Linked DNA regions of Homo sapiens: region 1 is linked to region 2. A link is a contact called in ENCODE Hi-C or POLR2A ChIA-PET data. All regions are on one chromosome and are shown on one strand. Each heading gives the region's core, a stretch centred on a gene start or an enhancer-like site at or near the end of the contact. The rest is flanking DNA. Distances are from core to core; before and after follow the strand shown. Region 1 has its middle 250 kb from the start of LINC01108. Region 2 overlaps LOC105374945 (a long non-coding RNA gene).

Region 1 (6,493 bases), core at 1,703-4,202, 340 kb after region 2:
CAGTGGGTGGCATGTACTTATCTCTGAAAAGATGTTTATTGAGTGTGAACTCTAAGACATTGGCAGAGGGGAGTGCTCCAGAGGTAGCATCTTACAGCACACAGCTGCCCGGGGGAAAGAGCTCAGTCACTGGAGTCAGACCAACTTCTCAGAGCCGCCATGTCCTAAGGTGTAAAACAAGAGCCATAATTCTTACTTTCAAGGGTTGGCGTGAGAATTAATTGAAGTAATGAATGTAAAGTGCTTAACACAGCAGGTGGCATAATGAACACTTTCCTGGTACCTCTCATCAGGAAGAGTAGGGCAGGCTGGCCTCAGAGGATTGGCAGGGGGACAGCTTCTAAAATGGTGACCCCAGTGCTTTTTGGTGGGCTCTGTTCGCCTCCCCCCTGGTCACCACATACCCAGGCAATACTTAGAGTACCCAAGGAGTGAGCAAGGGGATGTTGGCCACGACCCTGTTCTCCTGCTCCCTGCCAGGGAGGCAGCTGTGGTGCAGGAGCTGATGCATGACTCTCAGTTCCACCCACACGCTAGCTCTGTGATGCTGGGTGAGTCACTTATGCTGTTTGAACCGGGATCTCCTTCCCTCTACAATCGATTACATTTGCTACTTCACAGTAGTCATGTAAGGATTAGGTGATGATGATGACGATGATGACGATCATGACAATGATAAATAATCAAGATGAAAAAAGTAACTGGTTGTATCAGGAACCTGATGAAAGTTAATTTTTTTGTTGTTGTTTTTCTGTGAGAATAAATTCCTCATTATGCAAATGAGGATCCGCCTTGATGGTTTGACTTCACCTGACTACACATTTCTCCCATTTGCCGTGGGCATGGTCCTACACAGATAGGCCGGCCACCTCTCTCTATATATCCATTCTCATTCCCACCTCTACATCTGTGCCAGGGGTGATCGGCTCAGAGTAGCCTTCCTTTTCTTTCCATCTAAATCCTCTCCCTCTTTTGTAGCACAGTTCTGGTTTCACCTCTCCTGGTCACCCCATCCTCCCTAGTAGCTTCAGTTACTGTCCCCTGAGCACCAGAGGACGACTGCTATGCCAAGCCTCACGTGGCTGCCACTGAGGGCCACAATAAAGAACTCACAGGCTTCCTGCTTTGCTTAGAATGTTTTGTATTTAGGGATATCTATTATACAGAGGCAGTTCGTGTTCTTCCCTCACCTACTATATCCATTAAGTACTCTGTGCCCAGATTTCAACTAAGTTTTCTTGCTATAAAATACTAACAAAAGAATTAAGTTATGCCCACATGGTGCTACCCTCCTTTAACCTCAGAAACCATGTGATATTTGACTTTGTATCTCCAGTCTTGAACAGAGACTCAGAAATATGGTAGACACTTAAACATTGATGAATGAACGAACCAATGCATGGTTTTGTGGTAAGAGATTTTCTTCCCCTCTACATGACCACATTTTCCATCTCGTGAAGCTCAATTAAGATGGTTGAAGATACAGACAGGTGGATGTTCAGGTTTCTTCACAGCGTTCCTGGGATCATACTCGAACCTACAGGACTCTCAGCAGAATCCTGGATACAGGCACACCCTTGCTATTTTCACAGAAGGTGGAGAACTGGACCCTATTTTCCTTTTCTTACCCTGCTTTCTTGCTTTTCCCGGGGCAGAGAGAGGTGTTGAGCATTCTATAGGTACATTTTTTGATATCAGGCCATTTACAGTCTATTGTCCAAAATAAGTGGCCCACATGCCTCTGACCCTCAAGGGACTTGTTCTGGTTGCCTTACCCGTACATTTTAGTGCTTGGTCATATTCCGTTTAGAATGTCATGCCTCATTCTGTGGTCTTTCGGCTGGTTTTGTTTATTGGCTGTTTGTTTTGTTTTGCTTTTTTCTTTTATTTTTAAGGGCATTCTTTCTGATTAGGCAGAAATTCTCAGAAGGCATGCATTGAACTTCCCACTGTCTTCATCAGAGCTGAACATAGGCCTAGGCAAACAGCAGGTGCTCAGTAAAAGGTTGAACCAATGGAATCAAACAAAACCCTATCTTTCTAATTCATCTTCCTCCAAGCTTCTGCGATGACTAAGTCCAGGATGTAGCAACATAATCCTGAGTGTGGATTTTTAAAAGGGGGAAAATGAGAAGAATGGCAAGGTAGACAAAGATAGCAGGCACAAGATGAAAATACCAAGACTGACACCCACCCCACCTGGCCCTCAGCTCCTGATGAAAAGAAACCAAAGCCCTCGGATTCACTTCAATTGCTCTCTGGACCTGAAATGACTCCCTCCCCCAGGCCTGTAGGAAAATTCAATTAAAGGGTCCATCTGCGAGGCAGCAGCTGAAGGGGAATGACAGTGGGGAGGCCCACATTTTCATAAAAAGCTCTTCTCCTCCTAGCCCGCCCCCTCCTCTATGCACCCTCCCCTGCTTGCTTATTAGGCCCAACCCTTACCTCTAAACTGCAATTCTCTCCAATTAGGCGGGCTCAGAGGAGCAGCTTTCATCTGCTCCTTTCAAATGCGCGCACGGGAAAGACTGGGTACATCCCACAGACACGAGGCTTGCTGGGAGAGAGCGAGAAAACCCGCAAAAATAGCCCACAGAGGCTGGGAGCTAGAAGCCCCCTAGCCCAGTTAAGCCCCCTGCCTCAGTGGGCTTAGTGGCCGTGCACTGCTGGGCATGAGTTCTGCAGGCCATCCAAACCGAAAGGCAAGACACTAGTATTAATACTACTAATAATAAAAAATCACGACCAGGCAAGCTTTCTGGGCTTCAGTGAGAAACAAAGAGAAAGGCAGAAGGGAAGGATTAAATGGGATGACCTCCAAAACAAGCCTTCACCCTCCTGAGCCTTCTCACCCACAGGGCTGCCTGCCTGCATTAGTGTTTGTTTTGGACAAAGGGAGCCGGGCCACGCTGCTGGCCGCAACGATGGTGGCTCTGGCCAAGGGGCAGGTAAGAAATCCACCATCCTGTGACTCACTGTCATCTGGCAGGGTTGACTGAGGCTATTTTAAACATGAAGGATGGCCCTTCCAGGGAGTGAGTGCCTCTTCCTTCTGTCCACATTCCCTTCAAACCCACCAGTGCTCATGACAGTCCTGTGGGGCAGGACTGAAGCACAATCTCCACAAAGTCCTCCCAACCCTGAGCCCCAGAATGTCCTGCGGTACCCTCTGAGGACTTCTTATCTACCTTGGCAACTTCTCAGGCCTCCTTCCCACTTCCTTCTGCCCCCTTTTGATGATCCGTGTTGAGAGAACATAGGTAAAAGGGCGGCTCATTGCCCTCCTTTGTACCTAAAGCTGGAGGAAGCAGAATCTGGCACATGAGAGTTGACTTAACATAGGCCCGTATGAGGCTGGGCGCTGGGACTGGTGTACATATTTGTCTGCTCGGGATTTTTGCCCTAACAAAGCACCACAGCCTGGGGGGGCTTCAGCAACAGAAATGTACTTTCTCATGGTTTTGGAGGCTGAAGCCCGAGATCCAGGTGTCCACAGGCTTGGTTTCTCCCGGGGCCTCTCTCCTTGGCTTGTAGGTGGCATCTTCTCCCTGTGTCCTCGCGTGGTCTTCCCTCTGTGTGTGGCTGTTCCTCCTCTCCTCTTCTTATAAGGACATCTGTCCTCTTGGGTTAGGGCTCCATCCTAATTACCTCGCGTTAACTTAATTACCTCTTTAAAGAACTTATCTCCAAATAAGGTCACATTCTGAGATACTGAGGCTTATGACTTCAACACATGAATTTTGGGAGGGTTGTGGGGGAGACACAATTCAGTCCATAACAGTATGCCTTGGTTGTTCTGCCTAAAAAATGACCTATTATTTACCACTTTAATCACAGGACTTCAGAAGTTTTAGGGCTTCGAGGAGACATCAACTTTTCCAAGGACTGGAGCCTTCTAAGGAAAGGTCTTCACTCGTTGGTATTAGTGTGCTCCCAATTTATTAAGTGTAAAATAGAATTGGGACACTGCTCATAGCTACTATATAAAATGAGATAGAGAGGATCCTATCACGTGAATTCTATTAATTTAATCAAGACATAGTCCAGAACATCTATTTCTGGCCCTGAAGTAGCTAATGTACCTCAAGGATACATACAAATGGAGTAAACTCACCTCCCTTTCTTGGTCAAAATCCATCCAGGTCCCACCAGCCTCTTGAGACCCCTCATCATCCTTCAAATGTGGCCTCGTTCCACCTTTTTTTTTCTCTGAGCCTTTGCACAGGTTGTTTCTCCTTCTTGAAATGTCCTTTGCCTTCTTAGAACTGCAGAGCATTACAGAAGGAAAGGGGAGACTAGATTAGTCATAAATATTCTCTGGCTTCCGTTCTGAGAAGTCGGCTGTCCTCTCAAATTAGACATTAGACTAGAAAGGCTTAAACTCTTTCATTCTTCCAAGACTGTCAATGTCATGGGATTCCAGGGAATGCCTAGCCCACATTTCTCTCTTTTAAATGAGGGGCTTATGCAGACAGGCCTTTGATGACCGTGAGCTCCAGCATCCTGGTCACCCTCTTTCAACAGCTTGGGCCACACTCTAAGCTTGACTCCTCTGGTGAGCTGGGGCAGTGGAATGGCTAGAGATGAATGAAACAGTGAAAAGTGATATGGTTGGTGTGATGTTAATGATGTTTGTTGTTGTGATAGTGTTAGAATAAATTATTTTTTATTTTGGCGTTGTAAGTGTTCAGTATACTTAGTAGTGCTATCAATTATATTGAACACAGATCATAAAAAGATACTCATCTGGTAAAATATTAACAGTATGGTTTGGCAACTGTAAGTATGTTGAGCTACAAAAAAACTACAAAATCTATTCTGTTGATTGCGTTCATGGGAAACCAGAGTCTGCTAGAATTGTGTGTGTGTGTTTTTATTTATGGCTCTTTTCTTCCTTTTCAAGCATATCACCTGCTAGTCTTCAAAAAAAATCTCACTCCCTGGAAGAACCCTAGCCTTGGAACAACCTTTTTCATCCTGCCTCCATATCCCATTTTAGTTACTTATTTTAGAAAATAATTTGTCCCCCTCTTTTCTGGGGATTAGCATGGATATAGGGATTATAAAGTCCCAAACTGCATCCCCAGTTCTGTCGTTTAACTGGGCAACTTCTGGCTTGTACTTACACTATTCTAATTATGTTTTATGAATTGGGCATAGCAAGGGCCTTGGTCTTCCCTCATTATTTGTGTACCACCCATCTCTCCAGATCATATAAACCTCCCCTCTGAGTATGCTAATATAGCGGTGCATGTTATCTACCCCTTTGGACATATTCAAGGAAGGTGTTGTACTATGTTTATCTATTGATGTTACAAACAGCCTCAAAATCAATGGCTTATACCAACAACCATTTATTTGCTCACAATTCTGCAATTAAGCTGGGATTAGCTGGGTGGTTCTTCTGCTGGTCTTACCAGTGCTCACTTATTCAGAGGCAGCCTTTTAGCAGCTCACCTAACATGGCAACACCTGGCATCTCTGCCACTCGTTTAGAAATTAAAGTTTACTGCCTATCCTCCACAGTGATATTCAGAATATTTAATAACCTATACTTGATGGTCACTGGCCAATCGGAATGGACAGGGCCATGATAGACAGGGTTGTGGAGATTGCCTGTAGTGGAAAGCTTCAGTGCTTCAGTTGCTGATCCTGGGAGAGTTTTTGGGAGCTCTGGAACCTGGAGGAGGAGCCAGGAACACCGGTGCAAGGGCTCGGGGATCTCAGGAGACTTGAGTCTGTTAATAGGGAATTATTTCAACAACTTCATAACCAGTATGATAACAATTGTTTAAACCAACTTAAGCTCTATTGATGACATTTTCCTGTAGGCATGTGATCTCTCTTTTCATCTAGACAGAAAATCCCTTGAGGTCTAGAATTATGTGTTAAACTTCTTAGTGTCCTGTGGAACTTAGCCAAGAGTCATCCTTCAATTAAGAGTTGTGATTCTGTGCCATGTGATTAGAGCTGCCAGACTGGGGACACTTGGTGCTCAGAGGTAGGCAGTGCCCGATTTTACAAATCAGAACATAAAATTGAGCCTTTCTATACTCAACAGCAATCAGAATTAATTTCCTACTCCCTTTGAGATCTGGGTCCTTGTGCAACCAACCACCTGACTGGCTTCCTTTTTCAGAACATCTGGAATGTGGAAAGTCTGGAAAGATGTTTCTTTAATGCAGTAGCACTTGGGAGAGTTTTAGAAGTAGCTACTACAGTCTACTCCCTCTTTCCCAACTTAAATGGGGGTGGCAGTATTAAGGAGTATAAGAGAGAGGGTGTGTGCATAACATAAACTTGACATGCAATGTTGAGACCAAGAACTCACCCTTTACATAATGTGACATGGTGTGGAGGTAATTGAAAGAATATTATTAGTACCACCTTCAGGCCTATTGTGGGCTTTTGTGGAGCTGGCCTGAGAATTTGGCTACTATGTATAGCATGACTTTCTTAATTGTCTTGTCTCTAAAAGGAAGTTGTTGTACTA
Region 2 (7,122 bases), core at 642-3,141:
GACCATCCTTGGAAAGGGTCTGTTCTGAGTTTGCGTTGTACAGAAATGATCTTGCTAATTAGAGCAAGGTCCCAGGATATGATTAAAATTACATTGCTGGTGATTGGCCTCTTATATATTTTTTATATATACGGTTTTTACCTTACCCAGTTTCCAAATGGAATTTGATTTCATGTGATTCCATGAATCATTCTTGTTATTCCCAGCCCATCAATATCTAGGGGAAATGGCCATTTAGAATCAATGTCTTTATTTGTTCCATCTGGATAGTTATGAAATTTGAAAGCATTAGAACTCTTATGAAGAAGATGGTCCTTACCAAATTTCAGAAACAAAGATTGGATTTAGGCCCACCATAGCTTTATTCACGATGGGCTTTAATGATAGTATCTGAAATGGATTCACTAGAGAATGCGGTCCTGCCCTGGGGCCTCATGTTTCTGAACTGATGGAAACCGCTGGACGAGCAGAGCTGGGAGCTGGGAGAAGTCAGGATATTAACTAGGCAGCACTGGATAAATCACAAACCAAGATCCACAACTTCCTCAAAGGGTTGACTCATAGCATTGACCAGTGCCAAAGATCTACTACAATAGTAGCCTTAAAAAAAAAAAAGTTTCACTAAGGTCAAGAAGAACCATAAGCACTGCCTATGCATTAAATTAACACTGGGGAACATTTTTATCATAATGCAATACAATTTAGATTTTTCTCATTGTTTTCATTTTGGAGGGAAAAGTGAGCTCCTCAAAGCCGTTTGCTTAGTATGTGTGTCACCGATTTGGAGACCAGATGCTGGGAGATACTGGAAGTCTGTGTCTAGAGGGGACTCTGCCTGTGGAGCTGGAAAATCTTTCTCCTGACTCAGTTGCTCCACCCCAAAAGGATACCAAAAATATTGTGCAAAGAGAGAAAAGTCAGGATCTTGGTGAAGGGAGCAGCCTCCTCCATCCTTTTAATCAAAGAAAATTTCATGATTGTATCCTTACAGTCCTTTGTTGTAAGGTAAAGGCTGTAGAAAGAGATCCCAGCAGGCTGGATTAGACAAGGAAATCTCCACAATATAAAAGGAAATTGCCCTTGTCTCTAAAGGATGGGCAGGATTTAGACAGCTGGAGGCAAGAACATTCTCCATGGGGAAAGGGGCAGTGGAGATGGAAATGGGATTGATGGATTCCTGAGACAGAGGTCGGGAGCCTTGCTGTGAAAGAGGAAATGTGTTGGGAAATAGTAGGAACCGAAGTTTCTGGGCAGAGCAGGCCTTTATTATGGAGGGCCATGAAAGACAGGAAAAAAAGTTTCTGTTTAACCTTGCAGGAAGCTGGAAGCCATGGAAACTTTTCAGCAGGGGAATGACAATAACAAGACAGACTTGGAGACAGAAAGCCTGGATTTGGGGGCATTGTAATTGAGCGCCAATATCATGAAAATAAAATAAACAATAACAACAAAAACTGCTGAGACTATGGAGACTGATTTGTTATGGGAAGGGAAAGAAAGTGATGTCAAAGATGCCACCAGGGGTTGGACTAATAGAGACCAGGGCTACCCAAAGACACGAGGAGGGGCTGCTGGTCTGGAGGGAGGGTTGTGAGTTTTGTTTTGCCTGTTTGAGTTTAAGAACATGATGAGGAACCCAAGTGCAGCTCAACAGTGGGGCTGCTGCCTGAGCCCCTGGAGACTAAATCCGCTTAGAGGTGATGATTGAAAGAAAGTGTGAGCCTGGAAAAATGTTCTTTTAGAGAAAGCGTGAAGAAAGGAGAGCGGGGGCCCAAGACTGGGCCTTGGACTGGAGGCTGAAGAGGAACCTGTGAAGGAAACAGAATGTTCCCAGCCAAGGGCTCCCTGGTCCTGCAGGATGCCTTGCTGCCTGCTGCCCAGGGCACAGCAACCATTGCTACCAAAACAGTGCCAGCTCCAGCTTGCGGCAGAGAAAAGCGATGCAGGCCTGGAGGCCAGCAGCAATGTTGACATGATGTGCTACATTATTCGACCTACCCACCTTGGTGTCTACTTTAGGGCACCCTTTCAAATCCGGCGCTGTCGGGTGCAGTATCCATGTTACCAATGGTTTAAGCTGATAGTTTAGAAGGGCCCTGTAATTAGGGTTGCCAGATTTAGCAAATGAAAATATAGGATACTCAGTTAGATTTGACCAGATAAACCATGAATGTTTTTTAGTATAAGTATGTCCCAAATATCATATAATATATACTTGTATTTTAAAATGTGATTATTTCTCTGAAATTCAAATTTAACTGGGCATCTTGTTTTTCATCTGGCAATCTTTCTATACTCTGATAAATCTTCTGATCTCAGTTCTAAGGGGGCCATGATCACACCTTTTCTTGGCGAGTGGCCCCTCTTCCCCAAGACACATTTCATTCTCTTTTTTCCCTCCCCCACATTGAATCAGATGGTATTATTCAGAATACACAGGCCATTGTTCTACACCCACCATGTGCTTGGCAGGGCACAAGTTATTTTCACATATACAATATCAGTAGTTTGCAACTTGTTCAGGGGATATAGAACTTGAAAATCAGGTGCTTTTGGCAGACTATCACAGATGTAAAAATTTTTTTTTTTTTTTTTTTTTTTTTTTGAGACAGAGTCTCACTCTCTTGCCCAGGCTGGAGTGCAGTGGCATGATCTTGGCTCACTGTAACCTCTGCCTCCTGATTCTCCTGCCTCAGCCTCCTGAGTAGCTGGGATTACAGACATGCATCACCATGCCCGGCTAATTTTTGTACTTTTAGTAGAGATGGGGTTTCACCATGTTGGCCGGGCTGGTCTCAAACTCCTGACCTCAGGTGAGCCGCCCACCTTGGCCTCCCAAAGTGCTGGGATTACAGGTGTGAGCCACCGTGTCTGGCCATAAATGTAAAATAATTATACCAGCAATTCTGACAATGCCATGGAGGTGGGAAAGAAGCCCCAACAATGATTGAGACTGAAAGTTATGTGCGGGCATGCAATGAAACATTACAATAGAAAAATACATATATCCAAAGTACAGTCATGTTTTTAAGTCATTCCATTGATATTTTTGACAGGCAGTTTATTGAGATATGTGTTTTTGTTCTCCCTGTTGTATTTTCACCTTCCTCATTCCTGAGAAACTGAGTCTTGTCTTATAAGACCAAAGCATGACTTGTTGGTACCCAGAAGACAACTCCACCTGATATTTGTTGTAAAGGCCCTTTGAGTAGGATTACACTGGGCCTTCTGGGAAAGGAAAGGGATGAAAGAAAATGTTCACAGTTGAGAAATTGAATTGGGTTGGTGGGTAAGGAGTGGGGGAGTCCATGAAATTAAGAGCAGGACTGGCTTTGGGATCTCTAAACATGGGAGGTCCTGGGCCCTGAAGGGGTCTAGAATAAGCCAAGGTGGCATAAAAAAATTATTTTGAGCTGAAGGCATTTGAGTTCATGAAATCTCTTATCTGCCTAAAAGCAGAGCCTCCCAAAAGAACTCAGTTTTTATAAATCCCCTCCTTGGAAGCAATTCTAATCTTCTCTTCTTGGAAATGAGAAATTGGTACCACAGTCAAACAGATATTGTTACAAAAAGATCATTTTTCCCTTTTATTCTCCTATGGGCACATTTGTCTTTCTAAAAAGTCATTTGTTTTCCCTAAGTGCCATTTCTTCTCCATTTCTAAGTAGTCATTTGTTTTCCCAGAAGTGCCCCTCTGCCCCTCCCCTTCCCCTAATAGGGTAGCATATAAGCCCTGAATTCTAACCACCTCCTTGAGACTCCTTGAGTCTTTGTGAATTCCAGTGTGTACATATACAATTATAATCTGTTTTTTTTCTCGTCCTCATCTATCTTTTGCCAGTTTAGTTTGCACATCCCCAATCACCGCACCTAAGAGGGTAGAGGAAAAGTTTTTCCTCCCAGACAGTCCCTCTTGTGCCAAGTGCCTCCTGAGGATTGTGGCAGGTTGCCTGTAGGGTTAGGGTGGGGGTCCCATGGGTGTATCTGTGGACACAGTGGCTACATGGGGGCTCCCTGAATTCTTTCAGAGTAGGATGTGCTGATCTTGCCAGGCAACCAGTGCTCAACAGAAGCAGAGAGAGAGGGACTGTTGGCCACAGTGGCAGCCCCCACAGCTCAACCTCCTGGTACATTCCTTCCCTCCTCACATATTCAAGTCCTGGTACCACATAGCACTCACAATGCCACGGCGGGGGAAGGAAGCCTCAATAATGACTGAGACTGAATTTCCTACCAGCTAGGCAGGTGGGGATCAGAAGCAGAATAAATTTAATTCAGAAATATAAAAAATCCTATTCTTGCCTCTTTGCGTCAAGAGAAACATTCATTCCTTTTTCATTTTTCTTTTTGTTCATTGTTTAAGAAGTCACAAGAACTACAAACCTAAAAAAAAAAAAGTCTACTGGAGAAAAGCCTAACATTGAGAAAATTCTAGAAAATTCTATCCATTAACTTAATCCCATCCCCTAACCCTGGGGTTATGAAAATGTCACCATTTAAGAAAATTTTTAGCAGCTGAACACCTCAGTTAGTTCAGTGCTGTAGGAATGCAGTTAGAAAAACCATATTATCTCATGGGGTAAGGCTGCGCACAGGATGCTGACATTTAAAACCCAGTGTCCAGCATGACACAATGATGTTATTTATAGACCGAGAAGGATCTAGGACAAATGTGATGCATAGAAAGAAATAAAAAGAAGGAAGGAGCAAGCCATAGAAACCCGAGGTTGAATCGAGGAGGAAAACCCCCAGCAAAAAATCTGAGACACATCAAGCTTTTGTAGGGTTCATGTTTAGCAGGAAGTTGAAATGACTCACCGTATCCTGTTGTACTCGCCCTGTGATTCCATTTATCCCCTCCAAGGCTTTTAAAGCTCTGATTTGTGTAGGAAAATCACACAGCATGTCAAAGAATGACTACGCTCTGGTTTTACACATCCGTATTTTTAAACAGCACAAAATGGTTGTACTTCTCAATATCGAAATCTGACTGGGGCCTCTCCTGCTTGACCTTGCCCTGGAGGCTGCTGTCCTTCCATGGGTGGGTGCCCAGGCTGAGCTTGCACGGGCTCCTTCATGTCCCCCTTGGTCAACCTAGGTGAAGAGGGGAAGAATCCAGCTCCCACCATGCACCTTATTGACAGAAGCCTTCCTCAGATGAATATTCATGAGCAGCCTAAGTTTCTTTGGCTTTTCTGTTTACTAGTTTTATTAGCTCTTGAGAGGGGAGAGAGAGAGAGAGAGAGAGAGAGACTGGGGGAGACAGAGAAAGAAGCTGGGTGCGGTGGCTCATGCCTATAATCTCAGCACTTTGGGAGGCTGAGGCAGGAGGACTGCTTGAGCCCAGGAGTTCAAGACCAGCTGAGCAACATAGCAAGATCCCATCTCCATAAAAAAAGAAAAATAAAAATTGAAGAGAGAGAGAGAGAGAGAGAACTTTCCATAATTAATAGAGATAAGGTCAGCAAGATAACTCTTTTTTGCTCTTTTCCTAATTGCCCCTTCCTGGGGTGATTCCTTTCCTAAATGGGCCTCCTCTTAATCCTCAAGCTATTATGATATAAAAATTAAAGTGTGATATCCTGGCTCGCCCATTTCCTATTAATGGAATGACCTGTGGTAATCAATAGAGGAAATGCAGGAATGTTAACAGATGTGTGGTTCTGTTTGAGAGTCTCCAATTAAGTGATATGTCTTCAAGGTGGAAAGATGAGATCATTTTGAAATTAGTTTCTTTTTGGCTTTTTAAGTCTTTGGTTATTATCAATTGCATTAAAAAAACCAATTGGAAAGGAAAATCGATCGGTGCTGAATTCCTCCCCCACCTGAAGTCTTCATGCTTCCTCAGGTGATAGGATGCTAGAGAGGAAAATTTGGAATTAGCTTTTAAAAGGAAGAGAAATGACGGTGTAACCATCTGCCAAATACATGGAAACAACAACAACAAAAACCTCATCATTCACCTGGCCTGGCAAATAGGTTTGTGCATTTTTTTTCTTTTCTGTCCACCCTGTTGTTTGTCAGAGGTTGACCAAGAACTTGTCCAAGGGCCATTCCTGTGGTGTCATTGGTTAGAGACTTTTTAACAATTTCAAGTTCTGGTGAAATACTGTGAGTAAATAAAGAGAGAATTTTGCCTGAGTTTAAGGGGCTTTCCTGGGAGGTAATGTATTTTGTGGCCTAACACTTCATTACTTAGCCTGCAGATCTGGTTTCTTTTGAAAACAAACCCTAAGTCTGGAACTTTCCATGCTGAGAGTCCACGTCAGTTTCAAGAAGGCCTGGTAAGATGTAGCTGAGTAAAAACGAGACTCAATATGAATGATTACTGCTGTTCTTTCTCACTGGGAAGCCTGGGGACGTCAAGGATAAAATGACCTTTTGTACAGTGGTGATATTTCTCCATGTCTCAGCCTTTTTATCAGCATAACTATGGCCAAACCCAGTGCTTTTGTGGAAAACATTGGTAGCACCGTCATCTCAGAAGTCTTTATGTAACTTCCCATAGTCATGTCAGAGGAGATGGGGATACAAATCATCAAACGCTTCTCTTTGGATTGTGCAAGTCAGCAAATCAGCTCTGGCGATTTCCAAAGAGCTAAGACTACCATCCCTGGGTATGGTCCCTGAGTCTTCTTTCCCCATCCTCTACAGCCCCCACTCAAAGAAAGTGCCTCAAACAGATGGAATGACGCAGAGGTAGAATTGCAAACTTCAGAAATGCATGCTTAAGAGGGCAGGTGAGCCGGGTGTGGAGGCTTACATCTGTCTTCCCAGCACTTTGGGAGGCAGAGGAGAGTGGATTGCTTAAGCCCAGAAGTTCCAGACCAGCCTGGGCAACATGGCAAAACTCCATCTTAATGAAACATGCAAAAATTAGCTGGGTGTGGTGGTGCACGCCTATAGACCCAGCTACTCAGGGAGGATCACCTGTACCTTGGAGGTCAAGGCTGCAGTGAGCCATGATGGCACCACTGCACTCCAGCCTGGGCAGCTGAGCGAGACCCAATTTCAAGAAAAAAAAAAAAGGCATGTGATTATTTTCTTCCAACATCCATCTGTCCCCCAAGTGTTGTAGGTCCTTCTGCACAAAAGTTCCATACCCTCCCTTCTCCTTTGGTT

What was found. A loop is a pair of places that touch in the nucleus more often than their neighbours do. ChIA-PET counts read pairs that join two places held with the same protein, here RNA polymerase II (POLR2A). Pooled maps may share reads with other maps.
Region 1: a loop to region 2 is called in a map of psoas muscle, with 2.1 times the contacts of the local background. The contact joins two enhancer-like sites. A Hi-C loop is called at or near these places in 1 of 168 maps with a recorded cell type or tissue (psoas muscle) and 8 of 50 pooled maps. POLR2A ChIA-PET finds 5 or more read pairs at or near these places in 1 of 52 experiments (activated T-cell).

The regions. Positions count from the first base shown.
Region 1 is chr6:14,536,915-14,543,407 of GRCh38, reverse strand. No RefSeq gene overlaps it. Among named protein-coding and RNA genes, the nearest start is that of LINC01108, 250 kb to the right of the region's middle. RefSeq lists an enhancer at 2,684-3,254. Within about 2 kb of position 2,952, at least 4 of the 41 ENCODE cell types and tissues checked have a DNase peak (open chromatin) inside an H3K27ac peak, as active enhancers do; they include psoas muscle, where a contact is called at or near this core.
Region 2 is chr6:14,874,997-14,882,118 of GRCh38, reverse strand. It overlaps LOC105374945 (a long non-coding RNA gene), which reads left to right. Exons shown (of 5, transcript XR_007059473.1): 3 at 5,849-7,122. Among named protein-coding and RNA genes, the nearest start is that of JARID2-DT, 370 kb to the left of the region's middle. RefSeq lists enhancers at 1,354-1,863, 1,864-2,374, 4,944-5,133, 4,914-5,414, 6,197-6,256 and 1 more. Within about 2 kb of position 1,891, at least 7 of the 41 ENCODE cell types and tissues checked have a DNase peak (open chromatin) inside an H3K27ac peak, as active enhancers do; they include psoas muscle, where a contact is called at or near this core.